Regions from separate parts of the Mus musculus genome. Here region 2 is linked to region 1. Evidence: chromatin loops called from intact Hi-C (ENCODE). Cell type or tissue: left cerebral cortex. All regions are shown on one strand. Each heading gives the region's core, and the rest is flanking DNA. Links, peaks and the distances in the headings are about the cores only.

Region 1 (10,801 bases), core at 4,086-8,085:
AGACCCATATATATCACCCTGAACAAAACTCAACTCTAAGTAGGTAAATAACCTCTAAATATAATCTGACACACTAAATCTAATAGAAGAGAAAGTGAGGAAGTGAATTGAATATATTAGCTCATGAGACACTTTTCTGAACATAACACCAATAGCTCAGGCACTAAGATAAAAACCTCCACAAAAATCACAACCTGGTTACAACGTGGAGCATGATGAACACTCCTCCATTGCTGGTAACAGTATGACTATATAGAGAATATGTTATGTCTGTATGGATATAATGCCTGTCAATGAATTTAATAGCATGTGGCTTAGGCAGGAAATAGACAATGAGGCATCTGAGAAGAGAAATAATTGTGGGACAGAGCAAGGGGTAAGATTAGCCAAAAATTGATAGAAACGTGGAACCTGAACACAGGTAACTTGCCATTTTGAAGAATGTGATTAAAATGAATGGGTTAATTTAAGCAATGACCTCGTCAAAGAAGAGCCAAGTTAAATGACCAAGGTATTTGTAAATATCTTTCAAATCTGAGTACTGTTTCTTGGAGCAGGGATTTGGGAGGAAGATCCTGGATCTGCCTTCTACAAAATGCACCCAAAATGGAGCAAGAACTTAGAACTCAAATTTCAATTACAAGGCCCCACAGGAGGCCTTGTCTCTTGAAGGAGGAGGAGGAGAAGGGGAAGAAGGAAGGGGAAGGGAGAAGGGGGAAGGGGGGAAGAGGAAGTGGAAGGAGAAGGAAAAGGGGAAGGGGGAAAAGGGAAGAGGGGAAGGAGAAGGGGGAAGGGGGGAAGAGGAAGGGGAAGGAGAATGGGAAGGAGAAGGAAAAGGGGAAGGGGGAAAGTGGAAGAGGGGAAGGGAAAGGGAGAAGGGGGAAGGGGGGAAGAGGAAGGGGAAGGAGAAGGAAAAGGGGAAGGGGAAAGGGAAGAAGGGGAAGGGGAGGAAGGGGAAGGGGAAGGAGGAAAGCAGACCAAATCCAAAACTTATTAGAACTACACAAGACAAGAAGATTAAAAGAATGTTTCCTAGACCAGGAGCAGGAACATGCAGAGATAGTATGGAAGGTGTCTGCTTTGAGAAGACCTTACTGAATTTTTAAAACACAGAAGTTGAGGCTTCTCTCAAGGGCTGAGTACAACTGTGGCTGAGTGTGAGGAACCAATTCTGGGTTACACATGGGCTGAATGCAGCTATGGCAGCCCCTGTGAGAAATTTTTAGAGATCACAACTATGAAATAAACCTCTTCAGATTCTCCCAAGCTTAGAAAGGCTGATTGGCCCAGTCCTGTCCTATGGGAATTAGTGCTCTGCAGTCATGGTGTGAAGAGAATCTGAAGCAAAGGACGTGAATGTCTTGCAGGTGTTGTTGGTACACTACCCCAGGATGAACCACAAGGCCTTGTAAAGTGAGAGATCCTCGCCCAATAATGAGACCCATAGTCGAGGGGGTAAGGGTCCAGGAGACTTAACGGGGATTGGTTGCACATTCATTTGGGGCATGAGTAAGAAACTGGAGGTGGCATGCAAGTCCACTCTTGTAACTCGTAGGGTGTCATCTCCTCTGTCCTGCTCTGGCTTTTGACAAAGCGGCTCCCATATTTGTGAGGGCCCTGGGATCAGGGGCCCAGCACCCCGTTTTTTGACTGTGAGGGATTAATTTCACCTATTGGGTGCAGGAATCTTCCTTTTACATCTCTGACAGAGCAGCATTCACTAGCCTTTTGATAGCCCTTTCTGCAGTGGGAGCAGAGAACAGCTCCTCATGTGCTTTCAGGTACAGGGACATCTCTCTTCAAATGTCCAGCTTTCCCACAATTGAAAAATGCCTTTTGTTTGTTGACATTAGGGCGCCTCTGAGATTGCAATATAGCCATGCCTAGTCCTGCATTGGTGAGAGGGCCTCCTAGCTCCCTACATATCTTAAGCCAGTCTTGTAACCCTTTGTTTTTTTCTTGGCGTGATGGCCGCCCTGAACTCTTGGGTGGCTTGCTCATAGATGAGCTGTTCAATTAGAGACATGGCTTGCTCGGGGTCACCAAAGACCCAGGCTGGGGCCTCAGTCATTTTGCCTCAAAATCAGAGAATGGTTCCTGGACCCCTGAACAATCTTTGTAAGGTGGCCCCCAGCCTCCCCTTTTCTTGTAAGTGCCTTCAAAGCCTTGACTGCAGCTGCCCCTATCTGGGTGTATGCCCCCCCCCCCAAGGATAGTTAATTTGATAGGCGGCATACTGCCCTTGGCTGGTCAACAATTCAAAGGTTCATTGTCTCTGGTTGTCATCAACTGCTGTGGTATTGGCCCTGGCCTGGTTTTGGGCCGCATCATACCATAGAGCTTTCCATTCCATATATTGTCCCATATTAGGGAGTGTAGCCTTTGCTATCATTTGCCAATCTGACGGGGTCATGGCCATATTGGCGAATCTCTCGACCTGAACCAGAGTAAAATTTGCACTGATCCCATAGTTACGGACAGATTCAGCAAGTTCTTTAAGTTGTTTATAGTCCACTGGGGCGTGCATAAGTCCTGCCTCTCCAGTATCAAAGACTGGAAATGCCACCTGTATCTTTTTTAACTCTTCTTGAGGAAAAAAGGAGTTAGTGCTATACCGCAATTCATAAGGCAGTGGCACTGTGGGCACAGTAGCTGGTGTGCTACCCTCTTTATTACTTCCTGATCGCGACCATCGGTCAGGGTTATATCTTTGTTCTTCATATTTTGCTGCCTCCTCCTCTAATTCAGCCTCCTCACTGGGGTCTAGGTCTTCAGACCCTGAACTATCAATCTCTAAGGCCTTCAAGTCATGGATAGGATAAAGATTAGTATAAGGCCTTAGTAGAGGGCTCAGTTTCACTGCCCTTCTTTCTCTCTCCCCTTTCTTCTGAATCCCGGGGAGGGCCCTTTTTCTTAGACATGACTTTCTTTTTTCGAGCTCCCATTCTCTCGCTCCGTTCAGTTTCTGACATACTGTCCTGAACCTCTTCTCCTGTTCCCTGGCCCTCCACAATGGTGGGTCAGCAGGTTTCATCCTCTAGACAGTTTTTTATCAGCTTCCAAATTGCCTCGGAGCCCAGGCATAAGTCTTCATGCTTATGGTCAAGGTCCCTTCCTAGCTTATTCCACGAGGCTACAGTTAGAGACCCTGAACAGGCATACCAGGGAGCAACGCGATCCACCTCCTTAACAAATTTCTGCAGCATATGGGAGGCGACCTACAGATCGTGTTGCTTTAGCACTGCCTGTAACACGGTGATCACTGACTGTGAGGAGCCCATGATAGAGTGAGTGCCTGAGGCTGATCTACGCCCAACTTATGGTATTCCTTAAGCAAAGTGAAAGTAAACACAGTGCTCAGCTCCCTTATCTACAGGAGGCTTACAAAATACCTCGGTGCTGCCACTTATCTATGTCGGATTGAATACACCTCAAATTTCAGCACCAGCCTTGATGGACAGAATAAGAAACACCTCAAACTTCAGCACCAGCTTCGATGGACAGAATAAGAAACAATAAGAAACAGAATGAGGGCCAGGGCAACCAAGACTAGAGCTTCTACCGCCCCTTCCTAGGGTGCATCTAGATTAAAACCGAAATCAAAAGGGATAAGTGGTTCACGATCAGAAATACCTCTCCGAACTTACCTTTTCCCTGCAGTTCTGAATCCACCCCATCTCCGGGTTTCTCCTCAATGCCAGCGATGTTGATCCCTGGTTTCCAGCACCAGATGACCCGTGCTACCTTCTTGCCAGCAAGAATGCACGCAGGAGTTCCTGTGATTGAGGCAATCTAGCCACTGGGCAAAGAAAATGCCCTAACTTTATATGTAGATAAAAATCTGCCTAAAAAGGAAAAGTTGATGCTGTCCTCTGCTAAGACACGGTAAGCAAGTCCTTCAAATTTCCTGCAGCACATCAGGTCTGGCAGGTATTCTGGACAAAAAAAGCTGAAGTTAGACACTCAAACCTTATAGAGAATAATCCAAGTGCAGAAGGCTACCTGTCTTTGTCATTTCTATAAATTTTGCAAACTGCATTCCTGTGCTTCCTACACAGTCAAGTAAAATTTATTCTTTTACATATCTCTGATGGAGGTGAAGACTAGATAGTGATAGTCTTACTATACACTTAAGATATTTATGTCTAAGATTTTTAGGATAACAATATAAGTTAGGATAGAAAATGATTTAGATTCAAAACTTTGAACTCACCAAGATAGGATAGATAATAAAATACTTACTCCTGAGCTACCACATATAAACAAACTGGACTTTTAATTTTAATCTTACCTAATAATCTTCATAAGTGTTGCATAATTGTTCCTACTGTTTGTTGTTTATTATTGCATAAGAAAGAGCCTTTTTATTTAGACAAAAAGGGGAAGTGCTGAGGTTTGGTCTATTGTTATGTTTTGTAAGCATGGAAGTACTGGCTTTGGTTACCTCAGAGATGAGGAGATACTTATGTATACCAAGGGATGTTGTGTAACTTGCTCACCAAGTTATCACTGATTGGCTAATAAGGGCAGAAGGAACTTATGAAGAGTGTCTATGGCTGGGCTTATGACGATGAGGGAGAACAGGGAGATGAATAGAGAGCAGAAGGCGCCATTGGGTAGGTGAATTGTGAGAGCATGGTCATGAGGGCTGGCCAATTGACATAGGGGTGACCCATGCAGAATTTGGAAAATCATTCCTCATGGTTTTTGACAGGAAAGTAGACTCAATAGCTTAGAGGGTTTATATCTGTCCAGCTCTAGTGGTAGTAAAGCTTCTTATACATATAAATGTTATGTGTCTTTTTTTTTTTTTTTCTGGAAACTGAGTGAACTTGAAATCTCTATTACTTTCCTCTACAACAGATGGACTTGGACATCAGAACTTGAATACCTGCACCATCACCTTGATGGCAGTCCTCCATTCTTTCTAATTCCTTCCATTTTACTACAAGCTAGTTTCACATACCTGTCCAAACATATACACTTACCAATATCCGAACCATGTCCAAACTTTTCATTTCAGATTTGATATTATTCTACTACATCTTTGCTACCTGGATTATTCAGGGATTGCTTTTACTTTAATCAAGGTTCACTTGCTAGAGAAACTATTTTTATAATTCCTGAGGGCTGTGTGCATGAGCAGAGCATGGCTCCTAGCAGGGGTTGTTTTGCTGCTGCCTCCTACCCCAGAGGACAGTTAGGAAGGCCTCTGGTCTAGATGATGAGTAAAGGTAGAAGGAATCCTGTGCTCATTTTTCTGCAGAGGTTCCCCTCCAGATCCAGACCCTTGCTGATGGTCAAGGCTCTCGAGCTGATTGTGGTGGAAGATCATCATTGTTTGTCACCCTTACAGCTTCCTGGCTCTTCTGCTTTGGATATGGGCTCCCAGAGTTTGTGACCTCACACACTTGGGACTCCTGCAGCTATAGGTGTTTATGGGTCCTTTGGCTGCCCTGGCTCAGTTTTCTCCACTGATGCCTGGCAGTGAGTAACCTAGGGTCAAATGGGATCTTTAGCAAGGAACCTTTAGTGGGGTATCTGCGGGAGAGCTGCTGCAGGCCTGTAATCAGAATCTATTAGTGTTTTTAAGTCCATCCTATGTGCCCACACTCATGGCGAGGCTTCTTGTTCAGGGAGCAAGGAAGACTTCTCTGGGACATTACCCTGTGATTGAGTGGTAGCCTTGGCCACTGGAGTGGAAGTCTGGAATTTCAGGAGCAGGAATGGGACTCACATCTTTCCAGCTTGGAGACTTGCCTGGAGATGCCTTTGCTACAGGCCTCTTGTTCTCAGCTTAACAGGTGCTTTCCCTCTTTTTGCAGGGCAGCAGCGCCTGGGAGTAAGGAGATTTGCCATCATCATAGATGAAACAACCCGCAAAAGACCCAGCAGGGACTTGGTCCTGGTCCCAGTGGAACTGTGCTGGGATCTTTCTATGCCTGGGAGACAGAGGTCACTTCTGTTTCCCTGGACCTTATTGACCACCTGGTGTCTAAGTCCTTGGCAAAAGGGACTAGGAGTTAATGTTTTCTCAAGCACTTGATGGTCTGCCTGAAGCCAACCTCTGTCAGGCTGTTAGAAAGAATGGGCAAAGAAAAAGAGTTCTTTCAGCATTTTGAAGAACTTTCCTCGCTTGGTGTCCTTGCAAAGAGTCTTCAGAAGATTCTTCAGGTTGCTCGGGTGCCATCCTGCCTTCATGTCTACTCCTGAGGACAGGAAGGGACAGCCTGGGATTCATATTCTTGACTCAGATAGCCCTGTCTTCAAGGAGGTGGCTGGTTCTCTGGATCAGAAGACACCAATGTTTGCTCACCTGCTAGTGGACCCTGCATCTCTTTGCCTCCCTGCTTTATATGTGTTCTGTCAGGTGGAGGCTCAGTCATACCATTGACAACATTTTGATCATTTAATTGAAAATATCCATTTGAGAAGTGATAGTTATGTCAATATTGTTCTCTACTATTGTCTGTAAAAAATCTCTTGTTATTCTAATTTTGAAAAAAAATTAAAAAAAAAAAACAAGACAAAAAACAAACAAACAAACAAAAAACCAAAAACCCATAAATACCAGTCTGTTCTTCCACAAAAGATTTATACATCACTGGAGTACATGCCAATAATAGATCATACACCATATCAAATTAAGGTAGTTTCCAAAATTATTTACAGATATGCCTCATTTTATATACATTGTACATATTTATACACTAATATAACTTAGTAAAGGCTATTAATATGTTACATGTTCCTTTTTTTCTTCACATACTGCATTATGTATAAATATATGTAATTTTTTTTACTTGGATACTTGTTTCCTAATTCATTTTGCTGGCCTAGCACAATATTTTAGCCCATTTCAGCCATCTGTCATGACCAGATTTGTAAGAATCAAATGTGTCATATTTGCTAAAGTAAAATTCAATACAGTGTAAACAAAACATGATTATTCACCTGCAGAGATGCTGCTTTGTTAGTGCTTTACGTTTGTGTTTTACAAATAGAGAAATCATGAAAAAATTCTAGTTCATGTGATTGTCATGGAAACAGAGCATTTATCATTCCATTATTAAGTATATTATTAGGTATATTATTAAGTATAATTCTCTTGAATTCAGTTGTATGCTTTAAATATGCTTTAATTATTGGCTTGTTTATTGCCATGTATAAGGAAATTCTTTAAATTTTCTGTTCAATATATATCAGTGATTGTACTGGCTAATTTTGTGTCAACTTGACACAGGTTTCAGTTATCACAGAGAAAGGAGATTCAGTTGAGGAAATGCCTCCATGAGATCCAGCTGTAAGGCATTTTCTCAATTAGTGATCAAGGGGAAAAGGCCCCTTGTGGGTGGGACCATCTCTGGGCTGGTAGTCTTGGTTCCATAAGAGTGCAGGCTGAGCAAGCCAGGAGAGGCAATCCAGAAAGGAACATCCCTCCATGGCCTCTGCATCAGCTCCTGACCTGTTTGAGTTCCAGTCCTGAATTCCTTTGGAGATGAACAGCAGCATGGAAGTGTAAGCCGAATAAACCCTTTCCTCCCCAACTTTCTTCTTGGTCATGATGTTTGTGCAGGAATAGAATCCCTGACTAAGAAAAATTGCTACCAGCAGAGTGGGGTATTCCTGTGACAACCTGACCATGTTTGGGAAGGACTGTGGAAGGAATTTGGAACTTTGGGCTTAAAGATCCATTTGTTGTTAAGAGTTCTGTCAGATGTTGTGTAGGAGCTTGGAAGATAATGTTGAGAATAGTGCAAAAGATGGAGGTCTGGTTTGTGAAATTTCAGAGGGAAAATTAAAGACTCTTTTCAGGGCCATTGCTGTTTTTCTGTGGTTCTGGTTAGCTGGGGCTGAAGAATCAGCTGTGATTAACAAGATACCAGAACTACTAAAGCAAAAACTTGGCATTACTGGGACTATTGATTCTGGTTAGCTGGAGCTAAGAAATTAGTGGTGATTAAGAAGAGACCAGCGTCATTGAGGTGACATCTTCTGGGAAGTGTTTTCTGAAAGCACAAAAAGGCTGTGTTCCAGAGATAGCCAAGGTTGTACTCCTGCTGCAGCGGGACTTGGTAATATGTAAGGGTCACCAAGGTGGTACTGGTTTTGGAAGTATGAAGGGGTCATGAAGAGTAGCTGAGGCTCGACATTATGAGAGGTCATAGATGGCCATTGGTGAAGTTGCTGCCATAGTTGCAATTGAAGGCCCAGGACTGAAGGGGTCATGCAGTGTTTTGGAGATGCCAGTACCATGAGATGACCACCAAAAGCAGCAGCAGCAGTACAGGCATCTGGAGTCTAGAGGATGATGTGTGTGCTACAAAGGGCCTGGCTGGAGAAGTGTCCCAAGCCCTTGGAGGAGCCCAGAAGATCATGAGTTGGATCACAGACATTGGAAGGTTGGAGATTGATTTTTGCTTTTGATTGTGACTGTGCCCTGATATTTTCCCTCTTGAAGGAAGAAACTATTTTATTGGAGCCCACAGTTAAGAGACTTTTAATTGTCAAAAGACTTTGGATTTTAAAAGAGATGGATATTTTAAAGAGATTGAACATTTAAGAATATGTAAAGACTGTGGGATGTTTAAAGTTATTTAGACCTTGGGGATGAATAAGAATGTAAGGGTTGAGGCTTACTAGTGATGTGTTTGTGTGTCAAGTTGACAAGGGGTCAATTGTACTGGCTAGTTTTGTGTCAACTTGACACAGCTGGAGTTACTACAGAGAAAGGAGCTTCAGTTGAGGAAATGCCTCCATGAGATCCAGTTGTAAGGCATTTTCTCAATTAGTGATCAAGGGGGAAAGGCCCCTTGTGGGTGGGACCATCTCTGGGCTGGTAGTCTTGGGTTCTATAAGAGAGCAGGCTGAGCAAGCCAGGAGAGGCAAGCCAGAAAGGAACATCCCTCCATGGCCTCTGCATCAGCTCCTGACCTGCTTGAGTTCCAGTCCTGACTTTCCTTGGTGATGAACAGCAGCATGAAAGTGTAAGCTGAATAAACCCTTTCCTCCCCAACTTTCTTCTTGGTCATGATGTTTGTGCAGGAATAGAATCCCTGACTAAGACAGTGATATTTAAAGATTCCTTGTACATCACAATTATACACTCTATTTCCCAAAGATACTATAAATAAAAGTGCATACAAGTAACATTGTATTGACTGAACAGGATATATTAAGGTGTGTGTTATGTATGTGTGTGTGTGTGTATGTTTGTGTGTGTCTTTGTATGCATGTATACATGAACATAAATATATGTCTGTAGTAAAAATTAGTGGAAAAAGAGGCCATGAATTTGAAGGAGAGCTCAGACAGGGCATATAGGAGATGGTGGAAGTAGGAAATGGAAGGAAAAATGTAATTGCAGATATAAAAATAACAAAATAAAAATGCTGATTGTTCCTTGTATTTATTTTACTCTGTTGCTTTATTTAGTTACCTTGAAACTGTAATTGTTGTTAATTATTTTTAAGCTTGGTAACAACCTCAAATTTACCCTAGTCACCAAATATGTTTTATTTACTGTTAGAATAGCTATAATAGCATTTATTTATTTAGTAAAATACTTGTTAATTTGTAGAAAGGAGTCCTTTTGCTCTACTCAAACAGAATTCAAGGGGATTCGAATAGAAACATTTTCGGACCTTAAAATCTTAAGGTTTAGTGGTGAGACTTGCAAAACTTAAAGAGTATATTTCAATTCCTGTGATAAACCTGAAATTACAGGCTGTAGACACTCTGATGGAGGGCTTTTGTTCTGGAATTTAAGTTCTGAGTGCAGTTGTAGGTTTTTTCTATATTTTCAGCTCTTGCAGCAATGGGAGGTAGCAGGCACCAGAATGCACAGCAGGGAGTACTTGCTAGTGTTAGAAGAACTTTCTCTATTAAGATTGTGTTTTCATTCAGCTTACTATTTCCCATTTAAACATGTAATTGATGTTATTTTGTCCAATGTCTGCTTGCCTAATGTTTAAATGACTAGGGAATATTTATGTCTTTGAGATTCTGTACACTCTATATTCATAATGCTCCTAAATAATATTGAGATACATATACTAGAGTTGGGCAGTGCTTTGTCCTTGGCAACACAAAGATAAACATATCTCATGTTAAGATTTGAGAAAATTCTCTTTATATAAAATAGTTTGCTGATCAGAAGAGAGCTTATTTTAAAATTGTTACTTTATTCTATTTGAGTATGTAATCAGTCTGGGTGAATCATAATATCCCTGCATAAAAAAATAGACAGAGGAGCAAAAGCAAGATGGATGAGAGTTGATAGAACTCTTCATTCATGTGTTTAGAATCCTTGAGAGGAGATAACAATGATGTAAGACTAAGTGAGAAATACATGTTAAAGATCATTTTATAAAATGCCTTATATTTCAAAAACAGAAAATAATGATATAAAATATCTCCTTTAAACAAAAATCTGTTCGTAAAAATTGTATGAAGAACACAGGTGGTGCTGTTTTATGTAGGATATCTATGCAAATTCTTAAAAAAGTTACCTACCTCTCAACATTATTTTAATGACAAGAAAAAACATAAATTGATAATTTTTTATAATTTTTATTAGGTATTTTCCTCATTTACATTTCCAATGCTATCCCTAAAATCCCCCATACCCTCTTCCCCACTTCCCAACCCACCCACTCCCACTTTTTGGCCCTGGCATTTCCCTGTACTGGGGCATATAAAGTTTGCAAGTCCAATGGGTCTCTCTTTCCAGTGATGGCCGACTAGGCCATCTTCTGATACATATGCAGCTAGAGTCAAGAGCTCAGGGGTACTGGTTAGT
Region 2 (10,801 bases), core at 2,370-6,369, 58 kb before region 1:
CTACTTCACCAACAAGGGTCAGCTACTTCTGTCCATTGGTTGGGTGCAAATATCTGCATCTGACTCTTTCAGCTCTTTTTTTGGGTCTTTTGTAGGGCAGTCATAATAGATCCATTTTTATCTAACCCTTTTTTTTTTTATCCCTTTAATGAGGCTTACAAGATTAAGATTTTATTGTTGCACCTAACAATTGGGTTACCATTGTTTCTGAACTAAGTTTTCTTGTGTTTTCCTTCACTTGTTGACTTGTCCAGGTTCAAGAGAGAAATGTATGTAGGCAAAGCATCAGTTTGTCTGAGGTGTACTGCAAAGGCCATGGAGAATTTGAAGCACAGGATTGGCATGGTAACGACCTGTCAGTAGGAACTTGGTGAGCTGGGTGGAGAGATTATGGAGTTCTGAGTCAGAGAGTTCCTGATATAAAAACAGGTAGGCCATTGCCTGCCAGTGCATGACCAGGCAGTTCCCATGGGGCAGAGTTTCAGGTGACCAAAAGTATTGCAGGAATGTCGCCATTCATTTCTTATTATTTCCCACAACACAAGTAACATCAAAATAAACACAATCACAAATAACACACACACACACACACACACACACACAAGACATAAACATCAAAATAACAGGAATTAACAATGTTTGGTCATTATTATCTATGAACACAAATGGATTCAATTCCCCAATAAAACAACAAAGGCTAAGAGACTGGATGTGTGAATAGGATCCAGTATTCTAGATCCTACTTACAAAAAACACACCTCAGCAATAAATATAGACATATACCAAAGTAAAGTGCTTCAAAAGAGTTTTCTAAGCACACAGGTCCAAATAACAAGCTGCAGTACCTATTCTAATAACTAATAAAATATGCTTTCAACCAAAAATTATTGAAAGAGATGAGAAAGGACACTTCAAATGCATCAAATAAAAAATCCACCAAAAAGACACTTAAATATGATTATGCACAAAATGTAACAGTACCAACATTCATTATACAAACATTACTAAATATTAAGATTACTTGGTGAACCCTCAATATTAAGAATGGGATACTTCAAGACACCATTCTCACCAAGGAACAGGTTAAGAAAACAAAAAATTACAGAAATAATAAAATTAACCAAGGTTATGAATCAAATGAACCAAAAATAGACCTATAGTACCTTTCCCCCAAACAGGAAAGCATATATACCTTCTTCCAACTCAAGGAATCTTCTTCAAAACTGACAGTATACTCAGTCACAAAGCAAGACTCAACAATAAATTTCAAATAACCACTCACATCTCAACAAATCACCATGATTATAAGTCTGGGCTACAACAACAACGGAAACAATAGACATCCTACAATCTCATGGACAGTGAACAACTCTTTACCCAGTGACCACTGGGTAAATGAAGAGATAAAGAAATAAATTAAAGACTTTCTAGAATTCAATGACAAAGAAGGCACAATATTCCCAAACATATGACTCACAATAAATGAACTGCTAACAGGAATGTTCGTAGCACTAAGTGTTTTGAACTTAGTGAGAAGTTAAAGAGATATCACAGTAGCAACTTAATAGCTCACATGAAAGTTCTAGAACAACAAGAACAAATAACAAAAACAGAGGAAACACACCCAAGAGGAGTAGAATGTGGGAAAGAATAATAAACAAGGATGATATCAAGAAATTAGAAACAAAGAAAAAATGGAAAGAATCAAGGAAACCAAGAGCTGGTTCTTTGAAAAAATCAGCAAGGTAAGCCAACCCTTAGGTAAACTAACTAAACAACAGAAAGACAATATCCACTTTAAGAAAATTAGAAATAAAAAGCTAGAGATAACAAAAGACAGTGTGGAAATCATTAGGTCTTACTTCAAAAACCTGTACTCCACAAAACTGCAAACTCTAATTAAAATGGATAATCTTTTTGATAATTACCACTGACCAAAGTTAAATCACAATCAGGTAAATAATCTAAATAGTCCTATAACCCCTAAAGAAGTAGAGGCAGTCATTAAAATTATCCCAACCAAAAAAGTTGAGGGCTGGATGGTTTTAGTACAGAATCCTATCAGATATTCTAAGCAGAGCTAATACCAATACTCTTAAATATATTCCACAAGAATGACACAAAAGGCACATTGTCAAACTCATTTTATATGGTCACAGTCACCCTGATACCTAACCCACACAAAGATTCAACAAAATAAAATAATGTCAGACCAGTTTACCTTATGAATATTGTCATAAAATGCTCAAAAAAACTCTCACAAACTAAATCCAAGAAAACATCAAAAAGATCATCCGCCATGATCAAGTAGGCGTCATACAAGGGATACAGGGATGATTCAACATGCAAACATCTATCAATGAAATCCACCATATTTACAATTGAAAAAAAAACCCTCACGATTATCTTATTAGATGCTTAAAAAAGCCTTTGACAAAATTCAATATTAGGAACATTCATGTTAAAAGTCTTGGAGGGATCAGCAATTCCAGTCATATACACAAGCACAAAAAAAAAAAAAAAAAAGAAAAGAAAAGAACGGCAATATACAGCAAACCAATAGCCAACATCAAATTAAATGGAAAGAAATATAAAACAATTGGACTAAAATCAGGGAAAAGACAGAGCTGTTCGGTCTCTCCATATCTCAATATAAAATGAGAATTTCTACCTAGAGCAAAATACAGCTAATGGAGGTCAAGGGGATACAAGTTGGAAAAGAAAAAGTATAGCTATTCCCAGATGAAAGTGTAATATACATAAGAGGCCCTTAAATATTCAAAAAATAATATATAGCTCATATGTCTGGTTCAGCAAAACGTCTACTCATAAGATAGTTTCCAGGAAGATATACCAGGACACAATTGAAACCTTCCCCTTCTGCTCTCCTGTGAAACCAGAAGTACTTACTGGACCTGATGTAGATCACCTGCATATTTGTAGCAAGTATGCATCTTGGTCATCATGTGGGTACCCTTACTTACAATCAGAGAGGGGACTATCTCTGACCCTGTTCCCTGTATTGGATCCACTTTCTCTACCTGGACTGTGTTGTTAGACCTCACTTGGAGAGGAGGTGCTTAGTATTATTGAGGAAAGATATTCCAGCATGGATTGAAACACAAGGGGATGAGGCTATACCCTTCTCTAGGAAGGGGAAGGGTAGCAGGTGGAAGGATTTGTAAGGGTTAAACTCAGAGGAGAGTAGGGAAGGGAGCTGCTTTGTTGAGGTAATGTAAATAAAATATACATTATGAAAAAAAGAACAGAATCCTCAAAAGAAAACTTTTTAACGTTGGAGAAGTAGTCAAAGAAATGTTAAATATCCCTAGGCTTCATGGAAATGCAAATAAAATAAAAACCTCTAACATTCTATCTTACACAGATCAGAATGGATAAGTTCAAAAACTCAAGTGACAACACCTGCTTACAAGGTTGTGGAGAAGGGGAACACTCTTCCACTGCTGATGGAGTGCAAGCTTGTACAACCACTCTGGAAATCAATTTGGGAGGTTCTCATAAAAATGGGAAAGTTCTACGCAAGATCCATCTATAACACTTTGGCCATATATATAAAGCTTGCTTCACCATACCAAAAGGACACTTGTTCAACTGTGCTCAAAGCAGTTTTATTCAAAAAAGCCAAAACTTGGAAACAACCCAGACACCCCTCAATGGAAGAATGAACACCGAAAATAGCATTCATTTACACAATGGAATATTACCTAGCTATTAAAAACAAGGAAATGATGAAATTTTCAGGCAAATTTATGGAACTTAAAAAATTGTGAAATAACCCAACTCAAAAGAATATACATTCCGTGTAATCACTTATACATGTATTTTAGCCATAAATTACATGCTATAATCCACAGACCCAAAAGAAAGGAAGGAAAGAAGAAAGAAATGAAGAAAGGAAGCAAGAAAGGAAGAAGAAGGGAGGAAGGGAAGAAAGAAGGAAGGACAGGCAGACAGAGACAGAAATAGAGACAGATGAAATATGGATTATCCTTAGTTCTTCAGCTTTTAATGGTACATACTGTATACCCAGCCAAAGCAATGTTCATTCAACCAATTATTTCCGTTTTTTTCCAAATATCAACAGTTTGACACATGCAGAAGTGTAAAAGAGCATATAAATAAGATATACACACACATCTGTGTGCCCTTCTGCATTTGCATCTGGATTTAGGTTACACTTGGGATGCTGGCTTACTAAAACTCTTTTATAGTCATGGATTTTCACTTCCACTAGATGTCAGTGTCTGATAATTCTCTGGCAAAGTCTTAGGCTAGCTTTTCTTAAATTTTACTTCTATTAATTTTGTTTTGGATTATTGTTTGCTTGTTTTGTAAGGAAATAAGCCCAACATGGGAAAATAGAGGAAGATAGAGGATTAACAGCAACTTTTGAGGACTGTTTTGTTATTTCAAGGGAATTGTTATTGTAGGTGGAATGGGATTGTTAAACATGAGAAAGAATGGCACCCAGAATTAGGCATGGAACCTGGAGAGTGGTTCAGATTGTCTCATTATTGTTTACCTGTGCATTTCAATTTAATCTGTCCTTATATTGACTACTCTCACTCATGAACTCCTTGCCTCTCCCCTCTATCTTTCTCCCTCCCTCCCTCCCTCCCACTCTCCCTTCCTCCCTTCCTCCTTCATCCCTCCACTTCCCCCTCTCTTCCCCCTCTCTTCTCCCTCTCTTTCCCCTCTCTCCCTTCCTCTCTCACTCATCTTTCACTTTGTTATACACTATGATTTCGATGTGTGTCCATGAGTATGTAGGTATCCACTGGAGAGTTATGGGTTTAATAAACCTCCCTTTATGATTCAAGTTTTGTCAATGAACAAAAAGATATGATGTTTACAATAACCATCTAACACAAAAGAAAATGTGTGATTAATTTGACAGTATTTTGCTCATAATTTTGATGTTGAATTGAGATATGAACAGAAATATTAGCCTACATGTTCTTACATTTATAGTGTTTGTTGTGCATATATAATAAATGTGAATGTTTTGTATCATCAGGTCACAACTGGAATTTTGAAGATTTCATTTATTTAAGAGAATTTCTTTCCAAAAATTGCTTAATCAAACACTCAAGTAAATTACAACATTTTAGAGCCAGTATTTGACAATTTACAAGTGCTTTAAATCCATACAGCATAATTACATAACATTTACTCACTACACCATAATCCTCCCTGATGCCATTAATAAAAAAAAAATTAGGTCTTATCCATGGATTTTTTTTTGTAAAGTTAGTAAAACTCTTAGTAAAAATTGGTTCATGCCAGGCTGCGGAATTCATTGAAACTGTATGGCCGTAGCCATTTACTGAATGTTGGCATCCATCTTTCGTGAATGTATTGAAGGTCAGACAAGAGGTCGGGTGCATCCATGTGGATCCAGTTATTTTACCTGTTGCTGAGGAATAGAATGCTGGAGAGCAGAACTGTTTTTCACTCAAGCATGCAGAATGATAAAGGGATTGCAAACCTTCCTTTGTTTTCCAATATCAATTTTCTGTTATATTTCATTCCTAATATTTTTATTTATTTATTAACTTTATATTCTAATATCAGCCCACTCTCCTCAGAATCCCCCTTTACACAGGTCCTAACCCCATTATCCCTCCACTCCTCTGAAGTGATGGACATTACACACACACACACACACACACGCACACACACACACACACACACCACATCAAGTTTTGCAGGACTGGCAACATTCTCTCCCCATGAAGCCAGACAAGGCAGCTCAGTTAGGGGAAAATGTTTCACATGGAGACAACAGGTCTGAGACAGTACAATTCTCCATTTATTGGGGGACTTGTATAAAGTCCAAGCTGCACATCCGCTACATATTTCCAAGAGAACTAGGTCCAGCCCATATATGGTTTTTGGTTGTTGTTTCAGTGTCTGGGATCACTGAAGTCTTCAGGGTAGTTGACTCTGTTGGTCTTCCTGTGGAGTCCCTGCCCTTTTCTGGTCCCTCAATCCTCCCCCAAATCTTCCACAAGACTCACCAAGATCTATCTAATATATGGCTATGGATCTCAACTGCAAACAGTCCATGTGCAGACAACCCAACAGTTAAAATCCATATTCAATACAAAATTCATTCAGTTTTCATGTAGCATTATGATTTTCAGGAAATGCCCATTTTCTTTAACTGTATGCTTAGTTCACTTCCCTATTAATGTTTTATAAGAAAATCATTCTTATGCATTCAGAATTTACACCTGAAATTCTAAAAGTAAAATTTATGTCATCTTCCCTTCCCCTCTCACTCTCTCTTTCTGTCTCTTTCTCTACTCTCTCTTTCTTTCTTTCTTTCTTTCTTTCTTTCTTTCTTTCTTTCTTTCTTTCTTTCTTTCTTTCTTTCCTTCCTTCCTTCCTTCCTTCCTTCCTTCCTTCTTTCTTTCTTTCTTTCTTTCTTTCTTTCTTTCTTTCTTTCTTTCTTTCTTTCTCTCTTCCTCTCTCTCTCTTCCTTTCTTTCTCTTTCTTTCTCTCTCTCTCTCTTTCTTTCTCTCTTTCTCTCTTTTTCTCTTTCTTTCTCTCTTTCTCACTTTCTCTATCTCTCTCTCTCTCTGTCTCTCTGTCTCTCTCTCTGTCTCCCCCCTGCCCTTTTAAAGGTCACTTCTCCAGCCAAAGCTGACAGGATCCTCTCGCTGTGGCTTAAACTAGCAGCAAATTCAGAGCAATCCTCTTCCTTCAACCTCCACAGTCCCAAGAGTAAAGAATTAAATAATACTCCTTGCTGTTAATTTTACTCTTAGTTTTATCCATTAGGAAAAAAGACATTTAACAAGTGTGGGGTAAGGATGACTTTGCATAATATAACATAACCAAAAATGCATGTTGCCATTTTACCTTTAACCAATAGACAAATATTACATTTAATCATGTTTGAGGCTTAGGAGATGTGTGAAAAACAGAACTAACTGCATAGTTCTCAAGTGAAAATTATACAGCTAAAAGTGAAATTAAATGCTTTCAAGAAATTCCTGAACATATAGAATAGGATTAAATATGTAGATAATAAGAGTTAATGTTTTAATTTGGAAATGCATAAACTAGAAGCATTCACAGCAGCGTTGCAATTCCATTTGCTTTTGGAGAGAAATCTTAAATGAATTTTCTTCCCTCTTTAGAGCACTGACACAAGCAAATCCTCTCTATAGTAATTAGAGTTGAGTATTCAGTAATTGGCTAGGAACATTGCTAAAATAAAATTACTGGTGTTTGAAAACTTAAGAATTATTATGTAGAGAATTACATTCCTGCATATTACATTCTTTTTTTTTTTTTTTTACATGCTTATACATCCTTCCTGTATTGGCTGGTTTTGTGTCAACTTGACATAAGCTGGACTTATCACAGTGAAAAGTTTCAGGTGAGGAAATGCCTTCATGAGATCCAGCTGTAAGGCATTTTCTCAATTAGTGATCAATGGAGGAAGGACCATTGTGGGTGGTGCCATTCCTGGGCTGATAGTCTTGGATTCCATAAGAAAGCAAACTAGCTGGGCATGGTGGCACAAGCCTTTAATCTCAGAACTTGGGAGGCAGAGGCAGGCGGATTTGTGAGTTCAAAGCCAGTCTGGTCTATAAAGTGAGTTCCAGGACAGCCAGGGCTATACAGAGAAACCCTATCTCGAACCCCCCCCCCAAAAAATAAATGAAATAAATAAAAATAAAAAATAAAAGCAAGCTGAGTGATCCAGGGAAATCAAGCCAGTAAGAAACTTCCCTCCATGTCCTCTGCATCAGCTCCTGCTTCCTGCCCTGTGTGATATCCATTCCTGACTTCCTTTGGTGATGAACAGCAATGTGAAAGTGTAAGCAGAATAAACCCTGTCTTCCCCAAATTGCTTCTTGTTCATGATGTTTTGTCCAGGGATAAGACAATGCCCACCAGTAGGGAGATATAACCTGAAGAGAAGACCTTCAGTGAATAAAGAGGACCCTCAGTGGAAGATTGGGGTCACTAGCCTACCTTCAATTTTTTTGATCCAAAATTGTTCCAGTCTTTAAAAAATGCAAGGGCAAAAATGGAGCAGAGGCTGAAGGCAAGGACAAAGGACAGCTATGGATCAAACTTGGGATCTATCCTAGAAGTGGGCCCCAGATTGTGACAATTACTGATGCTATGTTGTGCTTGCAGACAATGGCAACCCCATAGGAAGACCAAAAGTGTAGACTAATCTAGATCCATGGAAGTTCCCAAGAACTGAGGCATCAACCCAAGAGCATACAAGGAAAGGTATAAGGTCCTAGGCACCGATGTAGCAAAAGACTGTCTTTTGTCTGGCTTCTGTAGGAAAGGATATGCCCAATTCTCTAGAGACTAGAGATATACCCTAGGGAATGGGAGTTTCCATGTTCCAAGGAGGTCAGTATGCTCTCAGACACAGAAGGGAGGGGGTTGGACAAAAGTGAATGTCAGTGGGGTAATCTGTGGGAAGGGAGACCAGGGTAGGGAGTAACACTTGGAATGTAAATAAAATAAAATAAAATAATTAATTAAAAATTAAAATAAAATAGAAGTTTTGATTTAACACTCCAAATAAAACAACAACAACAAACTATTGGTTGAATAACGATGCCTATATCCTATAGCTGGGCAGAAGAGAGAAAGGCTGAGATACAGATCTGGGGTTTTGGGTCTGAGGCAAGACACCACAGAGGAAGAGAGGAAAATATGGAGAGAGATGATGTCATGGCGTAAGCTAAAACATGGCCATAATGGCTGGCCAATTTGAATAAGAGCAGTCCAGGCAGAACACAATTAAAACTAGGTGTTATTGGTAGGGAAAGAGACATATTAATAGCTCAGATGGCAGATATCACCCCAGCTCTAGAGCTTTAAAAACTAATCATAAATATAAAAGTTTAGTTTCTTTTATCTGAGAACTAAATGATCTAAGGAAGTGTAGACACCACTGAATGATATTTAGTACAACATAATGATGCACTTCATTGGGCCAAATTTTGATGAAATTTGCTGTGGTTCTTCCTTCCAGCCCCATGATCCAAATAATAAGACTAAGACTAAAAATGTTTTTCCAAATACCTTGGCTGAATAGCTAGGCACTGCTCAGACTAGAATCATACAAAATACCCATTTAATTAGATCTCTTATTTGTAACATGGCTGGTTACCTCTGCTCAGGCACTATGTATCTGCCTCCTTACAGGTGAATCTCCTGTTTCTGCTCTCTCCTAGAATTTTCTCTGCCTCCTGATGTCCCACCTTATCTCTCCTGCTTAAGCTATGGGCTTTTATATTGACAGGTTATGGATATGTCAAAATCACAAGATGCTTTCCATATTATCAAGGATTACTTGAAAAGAGTGGACAGAAATGCTGTAAGAGCCAGAGGATAGAGATAAGCCTACCTGTACAGTGCTAAATAGATCCCTTCTTTCCACACTCTTATAGGCAATGCATTTTTTTACAGGAGGATTCCATCTGACAATTATAGCTTTCCTGATAAATAAACTGCAGAAATATCAAGAAGTAAGTATTACTAATTTGGTGGCCATTTCTTAATTTTATTAATTTGGTAATCAACACTAATCAACAAATTCCTTGTAATCTAACCTTGAGTCAAATTTGACAAAATTCTTGAAACTCATGCTGTAATTTGATGAGATATAACACAGATGAGGATATCATGAGGAAAGAGTGTTTTCTGAATTTTCTTTTTATTTTTTAATCATTATATTTATTTAAATTTCAAATGCTATCACCTTTTTCATTTACCGCTCCACAAACTCCCCTCCTGCTACCATTTGCTTCTATGAGAATGCTCCTCCACCTACTAACTCACTCCTGCTTCACCACTAGCAGCCCCCTACACTGGGACATCAAGCCTCCATAGGACCAAGAGCTTCCCCTCCTACTGCTGTCAGATAAGGCCATCCAATGCTATGTATGTATCTGGATCTATGGATCCCACCATGTATACTCTTTGGTTGTTGGCATAGTCCCTTAAGATCTGGTGGTCTGGATAGTTGATATTGTTCTTTCTATGGGACTGCAGTTATCTTCAGCTCCTTCAGTCCTTCCCCTTGAAGTCCTTCCTTCAGCTCTTCCATTGTGGTCCTTGGGCTCAGGCCAATGGTTTGCTGTGAGTATCTGCATCTGTATTGGTCAGGTGCTGGTAGTACATCTCAGGAAACAGCCATACCATCCTCTTGTTAGGAGGAACATCTTGGCATCAGCAATAGTATGGGGTTTGGTATCTGTGGATGGGATGAATCCCTAGGTGGGGCTTTCTCTGGATCGTCTTTCCTTCAGTCTCTGTCCCTGTCTTTCCATTGACAGGAGCATATCTGGGTTAAAAATTTTGAGATGAATAGATGGAGACATCCTTCAACTGAGTATTGTGTCTATCTACTGGAATTTGTCTTCACATGATGGATTTCCTTTTGTTGAGTATTTTAGATAATGTCATACCCATTGTGTCCTGGGAGCCCCTGACTTCCCTAAAATCTGAGAATTCTAGTGGCTACAGCATGTCCCCATCCTCTACTGAATCATATTTACTTTTAATTACCTGACATTCTTTTCTACTCTCCTGATACTTCAATACCTGATCCTTCCCCTCCCCCCATTTTCAGTCCAATATCTCTCTCCCACCCAGATAACTCCCTCCCTCTCTCTATTTCCTCTATTTTTTTCCATATTATATAGGGTTGAAGCAACCACACTTTTGTCATTCTTCTTCTTAAGCTTCATATGGTTTGTAGGCTGTATCATGGGTATTCTGAGATTTGGGA

The links. Peaks named below come from ENCODE experiments on the same cell type or tissue, not always from the same donor. Only the 100,000 strongest peaks of a DNase experiment are listed, where the experiment ranks them.
Region 2: it touches region 1 in a loop (2.0-fold over the local background); 11 of 42 quality-filtered maps call a loop at or near these places.

What each region holds. Positions count from the first base shown.
Region 1 is chr8:55,458,752-55,469,552 of GRCm38, forward strand. No RefSeq gene overlaps it. Among named protein-coding and RNA genes, the nearest start is that of Gm51595, 24 kb to the right of the region's middle. In left cerebral cortex, for the core only: no CTCF peak of the experiment used is centred there; a DNase peak (open chromatin) is centred at 5,943.
Region 2 is chr8:55,402,871-55,413,671 of GRCm38, forward strand. No RefSeq gene overlaps it. Among named protein-coding and RNA genes, the nearest start is that of Gm51594, 25 kb to the left of the region's middle. In left cerebral cortex, for the core only: a CTCF peak has its summit at 4,280 (motif pointing right); no DNase peak of the experiment used is centred there.